Regions from separate parts of the Homo sapiens genome. Here region 2 is linked to region 1. A link is an interaction called in ENCODE POLR2A ChIA-PET data of the cell type or tissue named here. Cell type or tissue: MCF 10A. All regions are shown on one strand. Links, peaks and the distances in the headings refer to the core of each region. The heading gives the core; the rest is flanking DNA.

Region 1 (11,361 bases), core at 3,598-8,597:
GGGCTACTGAGGGGGAGGGGTAAGGACCTCCAGGCCTAGGCCTCCCTCTGTCCTTTCCTTCTTTCTTTTTTTTTTTTTTGAGACAGATTCTCACTCTGTTGCCCAGGATGGAGTGCAATGGTGTGATCTCGGCTCACTGCAACCTCGACCTTCTGGGTTTAAGCAATTCTCCTGTCTCAGCCACCGGAGTAGCTGGGATTACAGGCAAGCGCCACCATGCACGGCTAATTTTGTATGTATATATATTTTTTGAGACAGAGTCTCGCTCTGTCAGCCAGGCTGGAGTGCCGTGGCACGATCTCGGCTCACTGCAACCTCAACATCCCAGGTTCAAGCGATTCTCCCACCTCAGCCTCCCGAGTAGCTGGGATTATAGGCAAGCGCCACCATGCCCTGCTAATTTTGTATTTTTAGTAGAGATGGGGTTTCACCATGTTTGTCAGGCTGGTCTCGAACTTGTGACCTTAAGTGATCTGCCCACCTCGGCCTTCCAAAGTTCTGGGATTACAGGTGTGAGCCACCACGCCTGGCCCTTTCCTTCTTTCAAACATTTATTGAGCCCATGAGGAGCCAGGCCCTGCCAGGTGCTGGGCACATTTACCCCCATTTTACAGATGGGGAAACTGAGGCACAGAGGAATTAACTCAAGTGAGCAAACTCACACAGCTACATAGTCCACAAAGCTGGGGTTCCAACCTGGGAAGTCTTGCTCCAGGGCCGAAGCGTCTTTGGCTACTAATCTACTACGCTTGGCCTTCCCCAGATGACAGGCCAAAAGAAATGGGCTAAAAAAAAAAAAAAAAAAAAAAAGCCCTGGTGTGGTGGTTCACGTCTGTAATCCTAGCACTTTGGCAGGCCAAAGTGGGTGGATCACTTGAGGCCAGGAGGTCAAGACCAGCCTGGCTAACATGGAGAAACCCTGCCTCTACTAAAAATACAAAATTAGCTGGGCGTGGTAGCACGCACCTATAATCCCAGCTACTCAGGAGGCTGAGGCAGGAGAATTGCTTGAACCCAGGAGGTGGAGGTTGCAGTAAGCCAAGATCGTGCCACTGCACTCCAGCCTGGGTGACAGAGTAAGACTCTGTCTCAAAATAATAATAATAATAATAATAATAATAATAATAATAATAAGTTCTTTCATTTCTTTGATTTTTTTGTAGAGACAGGGTCTTGCTGTGTTGCCCAGGCTGGTCTTGAACTCCTGGCCTCAAGTGATCTTCCCACCTTGGCTTCCCAAAGTGCTGGGATTACAGGCATGAGCTACCACACCCAGCCAAGAAATGGGCTTAATTCATGAAATTCTGGTGGATGAGACAGAAAGGGCCCCTGCCCTCCCATGCTGGCAGTGGAGGTATGAAATGGGTGAACGGTCACATGGGGCAAGGCCTTGCCAAGGAGGTGACATTGAAGAGAACGGAATGAACAGAAGGAACCACGTGAAGAATGGGGGAGATGGGGCTCTAGGCTGCAGGGGCGGCAGATGCAAAGGCCCTGGGATAGGGGGAGGCGGCCTAGACAAGATGTGTGGGGAGGGGGCTGTGTGGCTGTAGCACGGAGACCAAAGTGGGTGTGGGAGGGTGTGTGAAGGGGCTGGACCTCCCTCCCACTTTTCTCCCTACACTCTGGCTCCTAGGTGGGCCAGGGGCTTTTCTAGGGTTTTTGTTTTTTGTTTTTTGAGACGGAGTTTCGCTCTTGTTGCCCAGGCTGGAGTGCTGTGGTGCAATCTTGGCTCACTGCAACCTCCGCCTTCCGGGTTCAAGCTGGGATTACAGGCCCCCGCCACCATGCCCAGCTAATTTTTGTATTTTTAGTAGAGACGGTGTTTTACCACATTGGCCAGGCTGGTCTCGAACTCCTGAACTCAGGTGATCCACCCACCTCTGCCTCCCAAAGTGCTGGGATTGTGAGCCACCACGTCCAGCCTTGGTTTTTTTTTTTTTTTTTTTTTTTTTTTTTTTTTTGAGATAGAGTCTCAATCTGTTGCCCAGGCTGGAGTGCAGTGGCGCTATCTCAACTCACTGCAAACTCCGCCTCCCAGCTTTAAGTGATTCTCCTGCCTCAGCCTCCCAAGTAGCTGGGATTACAGGCATGCGCCACCACACCTAGCTTTTTCCTCATCGTTTGAGACAGAGTTTTGCTTTGTCACCCAGGCTGGAGTGCAGTGGCTTAGTCTCAGCTCACTGCAACCTCCGCCTCCCGGGTTCAAGCAATTCTCCTGCCTCAGCCTCCCTAGGGTTCAAGCAATTCTCCTGCCTCAGCCTCCCTAGGGTTCAAGCCAGTCTCCTGCCTCAGCCTCCCTAGTGGATGGGATTATAGGCACCCACCACCATACCTGGCTAATTTTTTTTTTTGAGATGGAGTCTCACTCTGTCGCCCAGGCTGGAGTGCAGTGGCCTGATCTCAGCTCACTGCAAGCTCCGCCTCCTGGATTCAGGCCATTCTCCTGCCTCAGCCTCCCGAGTAGCTGGGACTATAGGCACCTGCAACCACGCCCGGCTAATTTTTTGTATTTTTAGTAGAGATGGGGTTTCACCATGTTAGCCAGGAAGGTCTTGATCTCCTGACCTCGTGATCCGCCCGCCTCGGCCTCCCCAAGTGCTGGGATTACAGGCATGAGCCACCGTGCCCAGCCCACACCTGGCTAATTTTGTATAGCTAGTAGAGACAGGGTTTTCCCATGTTGGCCAGGCTGGTCTTTAACTCCTGACCTCAGGTGATCCATGCATCTTGGCCTCCCAAAGTGCTAGGATTACAGGCGTGAGCCACCGTGTCTGGACTTTTTTTTTTTTTTTTTGTATTTTTTGTATTTTTAGTAGAGACGGGGTTTCACCATGTTGGCCAGGCTGGTCTCGAACTCCTGACCTCAAGTGATCTGCCCGCCTCGGCCTCCCGAAGTGCTGGGATTACAGGCATGAGCCACCGCGCCCGGCAGCTTGTTCCTTTTCATCTCTCAGGCCTCAGCTGGGGGGTTCACCTCCTTTTGAGGCCTTGCCTGACACCCCAAGTTGCCCCACCCCCTGTGACATGTTTTTCCCTTACTGCACTATTGCTCCCAGAAACCAGTTGCTTCGTTGATTTTTTTTTTTTTTTTCTGTAACCTCATATCAGAAGCGATGCTTTGAAGTCCAGATTAAAGTTACTGGACTTTAATCTCCATGAGTGCCCAGCCCTACGTGTCTTGTTGGTGGCTGGGTCCCCAGTGCCTAACAGAGTGCTGGGCATGCTGGAGGTGCCCAGGAAATCTCTGCTAATGAAAGACACAGGCTGGGAGCGGTGGCTCATGCCTGTAATCCCAGCACTTTGGGAGGCTGAGGTGGGCAGATCACTTGAGGTCAGGAGTTCGAGACCAGCCTGGCCAACATGGTGAAACCGCATCTCTACTAAAAATACAGAAAATTAGCTGGGCATGGTGGCGCACGCCTGTCATCCCAGCTACTTGGGAGGCTGAAGCAGAAGAATCGCTTGAACCTGGGAGGCAGAAGTTGCAGTGAGCCGAGATCGCACCACTGCACTCCAGCCTGGACAAGAGTTAGACTCTGTCTCAAAAAAAAGAAGAAGGAGAAGGAAGAAGAAGAAAGAAGAAGAAGAAAGACTGAATGAAAACAGGGAGAGGTTAATGGGTCTGGGAGCTCTTAAACCCTAGGCCTGGTTTCTGACACACCATCAGCAGACCCACCTGGTGGACAGGGGCGGTAGGGAGTTCTGCCCTAGGAGGACCACCAGATTGCCCGGGGCAGCTCCTGCCTTTGGCCCCCATGTCTGCCCTCTCCCCACTGCCCACCGCAGTCTCAGACTCTTAAGGGTACCTCTGTGAGGGGTCGAGGCCGTTTCTCCACTGCAAACTCCGTGTGGCACAGCTCGCAGTAGCTGGTGTTAGATGAGGAAAGCCACTTCTCCAGACAGCTCTTATGCACGGCACCCAGCGTGCCGGTGCAGCCACACGGGGACAGCAAGCACTCCCCGTTCGCTCCCTCATGGCAGATCCGGCAGAAAGGACCATCACTGGACACAGAGATAGGACCCATGAGCAATGATTGGGCTTTCTGTCTATACCTGCTTCACTACCCACTGGATCACAAGCTCACCCTTACCCCATGCTGCCACTTAGTGAACTCCTACTCATCCTTCAATGCCCAGCTCTAAATGTCCTTCCCTTTGGGAAGGAGATGCAGGGAAGGTAACCTTGCGAAGCCTTCCCAGACTCCCACAGGTGGAGTGATGTGTTCCCTTCCCAGGGACCCTGCAGCACCCTCTCAGACCCAAGATGGGCATCTGTTATACCCGCCCCCATGTCCTCTCCAAATTTCCCTAAAATACCCACCCTGATTGTCCTGCACAACTTCCCCACCCTCAACTCTTTTTTTTTTTTTTTTTTTTTTTGAGACAGAGTCTCGCTCTGTCACCCAGGCTGGAGTGCAGTGGTGCGATCTCGGCTCACTGCAAGCTCCGCCTCCCGGGTTCACGCCATTCTCCCACCTCAGCCTCCCGAGTAGCTGGAACTACAGGCACCTGCCACCACGCCCGGCTAATTGTGTTTTTGTATTTTTAGTAGAGACGGGGTTTCACCGTGTTAGCCAGGATGGTCTCGATCTCCTGATATTGTGATCCGCCTGCCTCAGGCTCCCAAAGTGCTGGGATTACAGGCGTGAGCCACCGCACCCGGCCCCCAATCCTCGACTCTTAATCCTCAAAGACCAGCTGGGTGAGGTGGCTCATTCCTGTAATCCCAGTACTTTGGGAGGCCAAGGCAGGAGGATCATGAGGTCAGGATTTCAAGACCAGCCTGGCCAACATGGTGAAACCCCGTCTCTACTAAAAATACAAAAATTAGCTGGGCGTGGTGGTAGGTGCCTGTAATCCCAGCTACTGGGGAGGCTGAGGCAGGAGTATCACTTCAGCCTGGAAGGCAGAGGTTACAGTGAGCCGAGATTACACCACTGCACTCCAGCCTGGGTGACAGAGTGAGGCTCCGTCTCAAAAAAAAAAAAAAATCCTCAAGGACTAGGGCAGAGCAGACAACACTCCTCATGACCTCAGGCCTCATACTGGACCAGTCAGAACACCAGGCCGGGAGCAGTAGCTCATGCTTGTAATTCTAGCACTTTGGAAGGCTGAAGCGGGAGGATCACTTGAGCCGAGGAGTTCAAGGCCAGTGTGGGCAACCTAGTGAGATCTCATCTCTATAAAAAAAAAATTTTCTTTTTTTTTTTTTGAGATGGAGTCTCGCTCTGTCATCAGGCTGGAGTGCAGTGGTGTGATATCAGCTCACTGCAACCTCCACCTCCCAGGTTCAAGCGATTATCCTGCCTCAGCCTCCCGAGTAGCCTCAGCCTCCCGAGTAGCTGAGACTACAGGCACATGCCACCATGCCCAGCTAATTTTTTTTTTTTCTGTATTTTAGTAGAGACGGGGTTTCACCGTGTTAGCCAGGATGGTCTCAATCTCCTGACCTCGTGATCTGCCCGCCTCAGCCTCCCAAAGTGCTGGGATTACAGGCGTGAGCCACCACGCCCGGTCCCAAAATTTTTTTTAAAGACTTATCTTGGCGTGGTGGTACATGTTGTGGTCCCAGCTACTTGGGAGGCTGAGGCAGGAGGATCACATGTGCCCAGGAGTTCAAAGCTCCAATGACCCATAATTGTACCACTATACTCCAGCTTGGACAACAGAGTGAGACCATTTGAAAAAAAGAAAAAGAAAATAGAACAGCACGCACCCCTGCTCATGCAACCAACTCAGGCTTGTATGATACCATCAGAGTCACCGATAATCTATTCCTAAAATTCTTTGTTTCCCCGTAAACTCCAGAACTGTCGGCCACAAGGCTGACAGAAGCCTGGAGCTCCTGCAGCTGCCTAGTCTGTGTGGAGCCTGTGAATGATGCCAGCACAGAGGAGAGCAGAGCCAAGAGACAGGGAAAGGTAGATTTTTTTTTTTCTTTTTTTTGAGACAGTGTTGCTCTGTCACCCAGGCTGGAGTGCAGTGGCGCGATCTCGGCTCACTGCAAGCTCGACCTCCCAGGTTCATGCCATTCTCCTGCCTCAGCCTCCAGAGTAGCTAGGACTACAGGCGCCGGCCACCACGCCCGGCTAATTTTTTGTATTTTTTGTAGAGACGGGGTTTCACCGTGTTAGCCAGGATGGTCTCGATCTCCTGACCTCGTGATCCACCCGCCTCGGCCTCCCAAAGTGCTGGGATTACAGGCGTGAGCCACTGCGCAAGGCCTGGGAAAGGTAGATTCTTAAGGACATCTTTGCGGGCCCCTGGATCTAATCACACCTGAAGCCCGTGCTACCTGAGAAACCTGTGCATCCAGAGAGAAGTGCTCACCTGCTCCTCTGCCCTTGTGAGGGGGAAATAGAAATAAAAAGCATCTGCAGAAAGCTGCCTCGGAAAAGTCTCCAGCCCTGGCCCAGTCTCTGGGGATGCCGGGTCCTTCCCAGGGCAGCTCAGGAGGCAGGGGGCGTGGCCCAGAGGCCAAACAGCCATGAGTCACTGTTTCCCAAACATTTCTGGCCAGAAGGCAGACTGTGAGGTCACACAAAGAAGAGCTATTTTCCAGACAACGCCAATTTCCTCTCAGAGAGACTGTATTTTTTTTTCTTTCTTTTTTTTTTTTTTTTTTGAGTCACCCAGGCTGGAGTGCAGTGGTGCAATCACAGCTCACTGCAGCCTCGGACTCCCTAGCTCGAGCGATCCTCCTGCCTCAGTCTCCCGAGTAGCTGGGACTACAGGTGGCACCACGCCACACAGCTAATATTTTTTAACTTTTTCTAGAGAGGGGGGTCTCACTATGTTGACCAGGCTGGTCTTGAGCTTCTGGGCTCAAGCGATCCTTCAGCCTTGGACTTCCAAAGTGCTGGGACTACAGGCATGAGCGACCACGCCTGCCTGGAAATGACTGTTTTCTATCCTTTTCTCAGATTCTCATGCTGCGGGGTGGAGTTGGGCGGCTTTAAAAAGAGCCCAACAGGCTGCTCATGGCTGCTTTCTCAACAGTCCTGTCCCTGGACTGCTATTTCCTCCTGCAATGGCAAAAGGGCATGCCTGCCTGCCTCCTTTCTGAACCCATACCCCGATCCCACCCTCCCCCAAGTACACACACAAACAAAGTTAACAAAAAAGGAACCCTTTGTCCGGAAACCAACCCAGGGAAACAGAAGTGACGAGAATCTTGAGGAAGAATCATGTCAGTTTGGAGCTTGTTCTGGGAAACTGTGAAAAAGTTTGGGAGAGCAAATTCAGAGAAGAGGCCAGGCACAGTGGTTCATGCCTGTAATCCCAACACTTTGGGAGGCCGAGGTGGGTGGGTCATCTGAGGTCAGGAGACCAGCCTGACTAACATGGTGAAACCCCGTCTCTACTAAAAAAATACAAAAATTAGTCGGGCATGGTCGGGGCGGGGGGGCTGTAATCCTAGCTACTTGGGAGGCTGAGGCAGGAGAATCGCTTGAACCCAGGAGGCAGAGGTTGCAGTGAGCTGAGATCATGCCACTGCACTCCAGCATGGGTGACAAAGTGAGACTCTGTCTCCAAAACAACAAAACAAAACAAAAAAACAAATTCAGAGAAGAGAGGAAAAAAAAAGCCTTAATATTTGTTGAGCACGGCCAGGCGCGGTGGCTCACGCCTGTAATCCCAGCACTTTGGGAGGCTGAGGTAGGTGGATTATGAGGTCAAGAGATCAAGATCAGCCTGGCCAACATGGTGAAACCCCATCTCTACCAAAAATACAAAAATTAGCTGGGTGTGGTGGCGCGTGCCTGTAGAACCAGGTACTCAGGAGGCTGAGGCAGGAGAATCGCTTGAATCCGGGAGGCGGAGGTTGCAGTGAGCCGAGATCACGCCACTGTACTCCAGCCTGAGTGACAAAGCAAGACTCTCTAAAAAAAAAAAAAAAAAAAAAAATTTAAAAAGAGGCTGGGCACGGTGGCTCACACTTATAATCCCAGCAGTTTGGGAGGCCGAGACGGGCAGATCACCTGAGGTCAGGAGTTTGAGACCAGCCTGGCCAACATGGCGAAACCCCGTCTCTGCTAGAAGTACAAAAACTAGCCAGGTGTGGTGACGGGTGCCTGTAATCCCAGCTACTCGGGTGGCTAAGGCAGGAAAATCACTTGAACCTGGGAGGCGGAGGTTTCAGTGAGCTGAGACTGCGCCACTGCACTCCAGCCTGGGCAACAAAATGAGACTCTGTTTCAAAAAAAAAAGAGAGATACAGTGGTGAAGTAATTTGTCCCAGGTCACTCTGGGAGAGAGAGAGGTGTCCACTCAGGGTCAGGGCCGAGGCACTGAGCCCACAGCCTGCACTCCTGACCGCCCCCTATACTGCCTCCCAAAAGTGTGTTACTTGACAACATTTGACCTTCAGATTTCACATAATAATCTGGAATTTCAGCTTTTCCTAAAGAATCAGACCCGGCCAAAGCTAGGCCTCTGTTTCCACAAGGCGATAACTGTTTGTGTCTCTTTCTCTATTTACCCACTTGGCCCTCTGTCAACGGTTGGACTTCTAACCCCAGGCTGGGAGAAACTCACTGCGCCCAGAGAGAAGAGGCAACAAAGGCCAGGATATCCACGCAGTCACCACTCACCTCGGTGTGTCCAAGGCACGGATGACGGTGGAGAGGAGCCGGCCATCCCTTGAAGTCACCTGTGCCACATACTGGGGCGGTCCGAGGCCCGTAGCCTCCACGACCTTGGAGAAGGCAGGGCTGCCGGAGCAGTCACACAGGGAGCCGGGGAGGTGGCAGCAGTCACCCGTCGTCATGGCCACCGGGAGCCCCGTATCCTCAGGGCCTGAGGCCCATGGTTCCAGGAGCCTGGGAACAGGCCAGTGCGGAGGTTAGGGGCAAGGTTAATGAGCCTGACGGACTAAGGTTTGAGTCCCCTCTTGTCAAGGCTGTAGGGACCACTAGACCATTTACATCTCTGAGCCTCAGTTTGCACCATCTGTAAAATGGGCCTCTGTAGGGCCAGTGAGGATTCAAGGAGACGATGCATGTAACTCAGCACAAGGCTGGTATACAGCAGGAGCTTGGGTTGTATTATTTCTCACTCTCCTAAGAAAAGCTATGCTTCCCTGGCCAGGCGCGGTGGCTGACGCCTGTAATCCCAGCACTTTGGGAGGCTGAGGCGGGTGGATCACGAGGTCAAGAGATCAAGACCATCCTGGCCAACATGGTGAAACACTGTCTCTACTAAAAATACAAAAAAAAAAAAAAAAAAGAAAAGAAAGAAAAAAGTAAAAAAAAAAGAAAAGCTAGGTTTCCCATTCTGGCTAACACAGTGAAACCCCATCTCTACTAAAAATACAAAAAATTAGCCAGGCTTGGTGGCACGCGCCTGTAGTCCCAGCTACTTGGGAGGCTGAGGCGGGACAATCGCTTGAACCCAGGAGGGGGAAGTTACAGTGAGCCGAGATCACGCCACTGCACTCCAGCCTGGGCGACAGAGCAAGACTCTGTCTCAAAAAAAAAAAAAAACCCAAAAAAAACAGGAAAGCTAGGCCTGGCCAGGTGTGGTGGCTCATGTCTATAGTCCCGGTGCTTTGAAAGCCAAGGTAGGAGGATTGTTTGAGCCCCAGGAGTTTGAGACCAGCCTAGGCAACACATCAAGACTCTATCTTTATAAAAAATGAGAAAATTAGGCCAGGAGCAGTGGCTCACACCTGTAATCCCAGCACTTTGGATTCAAGACAATCCGCCTGCCTCCGATTGCCTCAGCTCAGGAGTTTGAGACCAGCCTGGGCAACATGGTGAAACCCTGGCTCTACTAAAGAAAACCAAAAATATTAGCCAGGCATGGTAGCACAAGCCTATAGTCCCAGCCACTTGTGAGGCTGAGGTGGGAGGATGACTTGAGCCCAGGAGTTTGAGGCTGCAGTGAGCTATGACGGTGCCCACAGCACTCCTGCCTATGCCACAGAGTGAGAACCTGTCTCTAAAAAAGAGAAGACAAGAAAAGCTAGGCCTCCTCTTACCCTCAAAGCCTCCAGGGCCAGGACCACCTTTCAACTAATATCACCTTTCCAGATAAGGTATCAGAACCAGTTCTTTTTTTTTTTTTTTTTTTTGAGACAGAGTTTCGCTGTGTTGCCCAGGCTGGAGCGCAGTGGCACGATCTCAGCTCACTGCAACCTCCACCTCCTGGGTTCAAGCGATTCTCCTGCCTCAGCCCCCCAAGTAGCTGGGACTACAGGCATGCACCACCATGCCTGGCTAGTTTTTGTATTTTTATTTATATTTATTTATTTTTTTTTTAAGATGGAGTTTCACTCTTGTCGCCCAGGCTGGAGTGCAATGGCATGATCTCGGCTCACTGCAACCTCCACCTTACGGGTTCAAGCGATTCTCCTGCCTCAGCCTCCCAAGTAGCTGGGATTACAGGGGCCCACCACCACACTCAGCTAATTATTTATTTATTTATTTATTTATTTATTTATTTATTTTTTGAGACGGAGTCTCACTCTGTCGCCCAGGCTGGAGTGCAGTGGCGCGATCTCAGCTCACTGCAAGCTCCACCTCCTGGGTTCACACCATTCTCCTACCTCAGCCTCCTGAGTAGCTGGGACTACAGGCGCCCGCCAACACACCCGGCTAATTTTTTGAATTTTTAGTACAGACGGGGTTTCACCATGTTAGCCAGGATGATCTCCATCTCCTGACCTTGTGATCCACCTGCCTCAGCCTCCCAAAGTGCTAGGATTACAGGTGTGAGCCACTGCGCCCGGCAATTATTTTTATTTTTATTTTTATTTTTTATTTTTATTTATTTATTTATTTATTTTTTTTTTGAGACGGAGTCTTGCTCTTTCGCCCAGGCTGGAGTGCAGTGGCCTGATCTCAGCTCACTGCAAGCTCTGCCTCCCGGGTTCACGCCATTCTCCTGCCTCAGCCTCCCGAGTAGCTGGGTCTACAGGCGCCCGCCACCACGCCCGGCTAATTTTTTCTATTTTTAGTAGAGACGGGGTTTCACCGTGTTAGCTAGGATGGTCTCGATCTCCTGACCTCGTGATCCGCCCGCCTCGGCCTCCCAAAGTGCTGGGATTACAGGTGTGAGCCACCGCGCCCGGCCAATTATTTTTATTTTTATTGTATTTTATTTATTTATTTTTTGAGATGGAGTCCGGCTCTGTTGCCCAGGCTGGAGTGCAATGGCGCGATCTTGGCTCACTGCAACCTCCGCCTCCCGGGCTCAAATGATTCTCCTACCTCAGCCTGCTGAGTAGCTGAGACTACAGGCATGCGCCACCATGCCCAGCTAATTTTTGTATTTTTAGTAGAGATGGGGTTTCACCATTTTGGCCAGGATAGTTTTGATCTCTTGACCTTGTGATCCTCCTGCCTTGGCCTCCCA
Region 2 (5,000 bases), core at 1-5,000, 89 kb after region 1:
TTCAAGGTTTCTTTAGGGAAGAGGAAGGAGAGGCCATGTGTGGAGGGAGGTGGCTGGGTGGAGGAGAGCTCTTGGGTCCTGTTTGCTTAGACTCAAAGGCAGGCCCCAGAGGCTCCAGCCAGAGGGACAGCGCCCAGCCCCACCTTCACCCCTTTTGCAGGGTGCCTCTGACAGCTGCTGCAGGAAACATGGCCAAGTTTGCCCTGAATCAGAACCTGCCCGGTGAGTGTGCAAAAAGAGAGATGTGTGTGTGTGTGCGCATGCACAGAGAAACGCTTGATGCCCTTGTGTGTGGACGCAGCCTACAGCCCTAGAGTGCAGTCCTCTCCAATGTCATGAGCCTGCTTTAAACCACCTATGGCATCAATCATGGCCGGGTGCGGTGGCTCATGCCTGTAATCCCAGCACTTTGGGAGGCCACGGTGGGCGGATCACTTGAGATCAGGAGTTTGAGACCAGCCTGGGCAACATGGTGAAACCCTGTCTCTACTAAAAATACAAAAATTAGCCAGGCACGGCTCGGTGTGGTGACTCATGCCTGTAATCCCAGCACTTTGGGAGGCCGAGGCGGGCAGATCACAAGGTCAGGAGGTCAAGACCATCCTGGCTAACACGGTGAAATCCCATCTCTACTAAAAATACAAAAAATTAGCCGGGCATGGTGGTGCCCCTGTAGTCCCAGCTACTCGGGAGGCTGAGGCAGGAGAATGGCTTGAACCCGGGAGGCGGAGCTTGCAGTGAGCAGAGATTGTGCCACTGCACTCCAGCCTGGGCGACAGAGCGAGACTGCGTCTCAAAAAAAAAAAAAAAAAAAAAATTAGCCAGGCATGGTGGCGCGTGCCTGTAGTCCCAGCTACTCAGGAGGCTGAGGCAGGAGAATTGCTGGAACCTGGGAGGCAGAGGCTGCAATGAGCCAAGATCGCACTACAGCACTCCAGTCTGGGCAACAGAGCAAGACTCCGTCTCAAAAAAAAGAAAAAAACAAAACAAAAAACACCCCACCTATGGCACTAATCGCAAGTGGACTATACCCCCTGCCACCCCAGGTAGCCCTCAAACCAGGGAAGTGTGGCCCTTGTGCGTCCATTCCTCTTCCCCCTGCCTTCTTTACTCTGCTCGGGACACCCTGGTCTCCATCTCGCTGTGACTCCAGCTGACCCTCCTCCCTCCTACCCCAGGGTATTTCCATGGGCTGTTTTCTTCTAGAAACCTTTTCCCAGCTGCTTCCTCCTCATCGTGCAGGGCTTCCCCTCGCCAACCTTTTTTTTTTTTTTTTTGAGACAGGGTCTCACTCTGTCACCCAGTCTGGAGTGCAGTGGTGCAATCTCGGCTCACTGCAACCTCTGCCTCCCAGGCTCAAGTGATCCTCCCACCTCAGCCTCCTGAGTAGCTCACCATTATGCACAGCTATGTATATATATGTATATGTGTATATATATATTTTTGGAGATGGGGTCTCACTTTGTTGCCCAGGTTTGTCTCGAACTCCTAAGCTCTAGCGATCCACCCGCCTCGGCCTCCCAAAGTGTTGAGATAGAGGCGTGAGCCACTGCGCCCGGCCAGGGCTACTTTTTTTTTTTTTTGAGAGGTTCTCTTCTGTCGCCCAGGCTGGAGTGCATTGGTGCGATCTCGGCTCACCTCAAACTCCGCCTACCAGGATCAAGTGATTCTCCTGCCTCAGCTTCCGGAGTAGCTGGGATTACAGGCGCGCGCCACTACCGCCCAGCTAATTTTCGTATTTTTAGCAGATACTGGGTTTCACCATGTTGGCCAGGCTGGTCTGGAACTCCTGACCTCAGGTGATCCGCCTGTGCCGGCCTCCCAAAATGCTGCGACTACAGGCGCGAACCACACGCCGGGCCAGGGCTCCACTCCACAGGAAAGTCCCCTCACAGGAAAGCTTCCCTGGCAACCAAACGCTAAATCGGGCCTCCTCCGTTTATTCCCTGTTATTATTACCATTGCCGTAGGCATCGTTTGGAAGGATGCTTATCTGCTTTCTACAGGAGGACAGGGATGTTTGTCTTGCTCACTGCTGTGTCCCCCGGGCCTAGAAACTTGCTTAGCACAGAGTAGGTGCTCATTAAACAAGCGATTGAGTTAATACTTGGGTACAGATAGGTGTGAAGCGTGGGCATGGGTGGGGGACACGCTCGGTTTGTTTAGTATCTCCCGGGTTTCCCCGTTCTGATGCGCCCTCCCCGTGCCCCCGTCGTGCCTCCAGACCTGGGCGGCCCCCGCCTGTGCCCGGTCCCCGCCGCCGGGGGCGCACGCAGCCCGAGCTCGCCCTACTCGGTGGAGACGCCCTACGGCTTCCACCTGGACCTGGACTTCCTCAAGTACATAGAGGAGCTGGAGCGTGGCCCCGCTGCCCGCCGCGCCCCGGGACCCCCGACCTCGCGCCGTCCCCGCGCGCCCCGGCCCGGCCTCGCGGGCGCACGTAGCCCAGGCGCCTGGACATCCAGCGAGTCCCTGGCCAGTGACGACGGTGGAGCACCGGGCATACTCTCCCAGGGCGCGCCCTCGGGGCTCCTGATGCAGCCGCTGTCGCCGCGCGCGCCCGTGCGCAACCCGCGCGTCGAGCACACGCTCCGGGAGACCAGCCGGCGGCTGGAGCTGGCGCAGACACACGAGCGCGCGCCCAGCCCCGGCCGCGGGGTCCCGCGCAGCCCACGCGGGTCCGGCCGCAGCAGCCCCGCCCCTAACCTTGCCCCTGCTTCGCCCGGCCCTGCCCAACTGCAGCTGGTGCGCGAGCAGATGGCCGCGGCGCTGCGGCGCCTGCGCGAGCTCGAGGACCAGGCGCGAACGCTGCCCGAGCTGCAGGAGCAGGTGCGCGCGCTGCGCGCCGAGAAGGCGCGGCTGCTGGCCGGGCGCGCGCAGCCCGAGCCGGACGGGGAGGCTGAGACGCGCCCGGACAAGCTCGCCCAGCTGCGGCGGCTCACCGAGCGCCTGGCCACCTCCGAGCGCGGCGGCCGTGCCAGGGCCAGCCCCCGGGCTGACAGCCCAGACGGCCTGGCTGCAGGGCGCAGCGAGGGCGCGCTCCAGGTCCTCGACGGGGAGGTCGGGAGTCTCGATGGGACGCCCCAGACCCGGGAGGTGGCCGCCGAGGCCGTGCCCGAGACCCGAGAAGCGGGTGCCCAGGCCGTGCCGGAGACCCGGGAGGCCGGCGTGGAGGCTGCCCCCGAGACCGTGGAGGCGGACGCGTGGGTGACCGAGGCGCTGCTGGGGCTGCCTGCGGCCGCCGAGCGCGAGCTAGAGCTGCTGCGCGCCAGTCTGGAGCACCAGCGCGGGGTGAGTGAGCTTCTGCGGGGCCGGTTGCGGGAGCTGGAGGAAGCCCGCGAGGCTGCGGAGGAGGCAGCGGCGGGGGCCCGGGCCCAGCTACGCGAGGCCACCACCCAGACCCCGTGGAGCTGTGCCGAAAAGGCCGCGCAGACCGAGTCCCCGGCAGAGGCGCCCTCCTTGACTCAGGAGAGCTCGCCCGGATCCATGGACGGAGACAGGGCCGTGGCGCCCGCGGGTGAGTCCCGACCCCGTCGCTGGGCCCTGGCTTACTCGGCGCCGGACTCGAACTCAGTGCCCTCATCTCATCCCCGCCAGGCATCCTCAAATCCATCATGAAGAAGAGAGACGGCACACCTGGTGCCCAACCCAGCTCCGGACCCAAGAGCCTGCAGTTTGTTGGGGTCCTCAACGGAGAGTGAGCGCCTTTCCCCTCCTGTGGCAGCTTCTGCCGGGACATAGACTGGGGTTGGAACCCCAGCTCTGCCCCTCTACTGGCAGCGTGGTCTGGGCAATCCTCAGTTTCCTCATCGTTAAATGGGAACGGCCACACCCACATCGCAGGACTCCAGAACGAGCCCACAGGGGAGGTTTAGCAGACACCTCCCACCCTGCCCCCAGGTACGAGAGCTCCTCCAGCGAGGACGCCAGCGACAGCGATGGCGACAGCGAGAACGGTGGCGCCGAGCCCCCGGGTAGCTCCTCGGGCTCCGGGGATGACAGCGGCGGGGGATCCGACTCGGGCACCCCTGGCCCTCCCAGCGGCGGGGACATCCGGGACCCTGAGCCCGAGGCGGAGGCAGAGCCTCAGCAGGTGGCACAGGGGAGGTGAGCGGCGCTCGCTAGTTGTTTGGAGAGGAGGCGGCTGCCCTCCTCCTGGTCGGCGCTGTCCCCGATCCATCCTGAGTCTCTCCTGGCCTCCTCTGCAGGTGCGAGCTGAGCCCGCGTCTGAGGGAGGCGTGCGTAGCGCTGCAGCGGCAGCTGAGCCGGCCCCGCGGAGTAGCCAGCGACGGCGTGAGTGCCCCGGGAGCGCAGCACCAGGGAGTGGCGTGGGAGCCTCCAAGGACCTCTGACGCCCACTTAGGGGAGCACACCGGGTTCCATCCCTTCCCGCCAGGCACCTCGCCTGACCCCAGGCTCTCCGAAGGGATCTCCTTCCCAGGACAGCGCCGATCTTTCCTTGGTTTCCCCAAAAAGGCCCGGCCCCAGCCCCACTCCCGGACTCCCCAAGGGCAAGCGTTCATTGCCTTTCCCCGTTCCATGTTCTCCCGCAAATTCTTCCCTGGAAGGAAAGGACCCCCTTCCCCCGTGTTTGCCCTCCGATAGGGGTGTGGCCCCAGCCCTCCATCTGGGTTCGCATGGCTCCCCACCTGGACGAGGAGTGACCTTCCTTACTTGCCTGGAAACGCCAAATGGGTCTCTTCCCAGTCCCGCCCCTCCCCAGCTCCCCCACCACGGCGCCGCCGTGGACCATCGCCGATGTTATCTTGGCCCCTGTCCCTTGCAGGGCGCAGTGCGCCTCGTGGCCCAGGAGTGGTTTCGAGTGTCCAGCCAGCGGCGCTCTCAGGCGGAGCCCGTGGCCAGGATGCTGGAAGGGGTGAGGCGCCTGGGACCCGAACTGCTGGCGCACGTGGTGAACCTGGCGGATGGCAACGGGAACACGGCCCTGCACTACAGTGTGTCCCACGGGAACCTGGCCATCGCAAGCCTGCTCCTGGATA

Evidence for each region. ChIA-PET counts read pairs that join two places held together with the same protein. Peaks named below come from ENCODE experiments on the same cell type or tissue, not always from the same donor. Only the 100,000 strongest peaks of a DNase experiment are listed, where the experiment ranks them.
Region 2: POLR2A ChIA-PET joins it to region 1 with 5 read pairs; 15 of 35 experiments call an interaction of 5 or more read pairs at or near these places.

The regions. Positions count from the first base shown.
Region 1 is chr19:8,419,253-8,430,613 of GRCh38, reverse strand. It overlaps MARCHF2 (membrane associated ring-CH-type finger 2), which reads right to left. Exons shown (of 5, transcript NM_001005415.2): 2 at 8,598-8,825; 3 at 3,810-4,005. The coding sequence starts at 8,773. Among named protein-coding and RNA genes, the nearest start is that of MARCHF2, 12 kb to the right of the region's middle. RefSeq lists an enhancer at 5,717-6,580. In MCF 10A, for the core only: no CTCF peak of the experiment used is centred there; DNase peaks (open chromatin) are centred at 6,523 and 6,903.
Region 2 is chr19:8,333,017-8,338,016 of GRCh38, reverse strand. KANK3 (KN motif and ankyrin repeat domains 3) reads left to right here. Exons shown (of 11, transcript NM_198471.3): 2 at 161-222; 3 at 2,225-3,517; 4 at 3,598-3,697; 5 at 3,901-4,107; 6 at 4,209-4,293; 7 at 4,787-5,000. The coding sequence starts at 189. Among named protein-coding and RNA genes, the nearest start is that of KANK3, 7.7 kb to the left of the region's middle. RefSeq lists silencers at 2,120-2,379, 2,480-2,529, 2,560-2,749, 2,910-3,009. In MCF 10A, for the core only: no CTCF peak of the experiment used is centred there; a DNase peak (open chromatin) is centred at 2,856.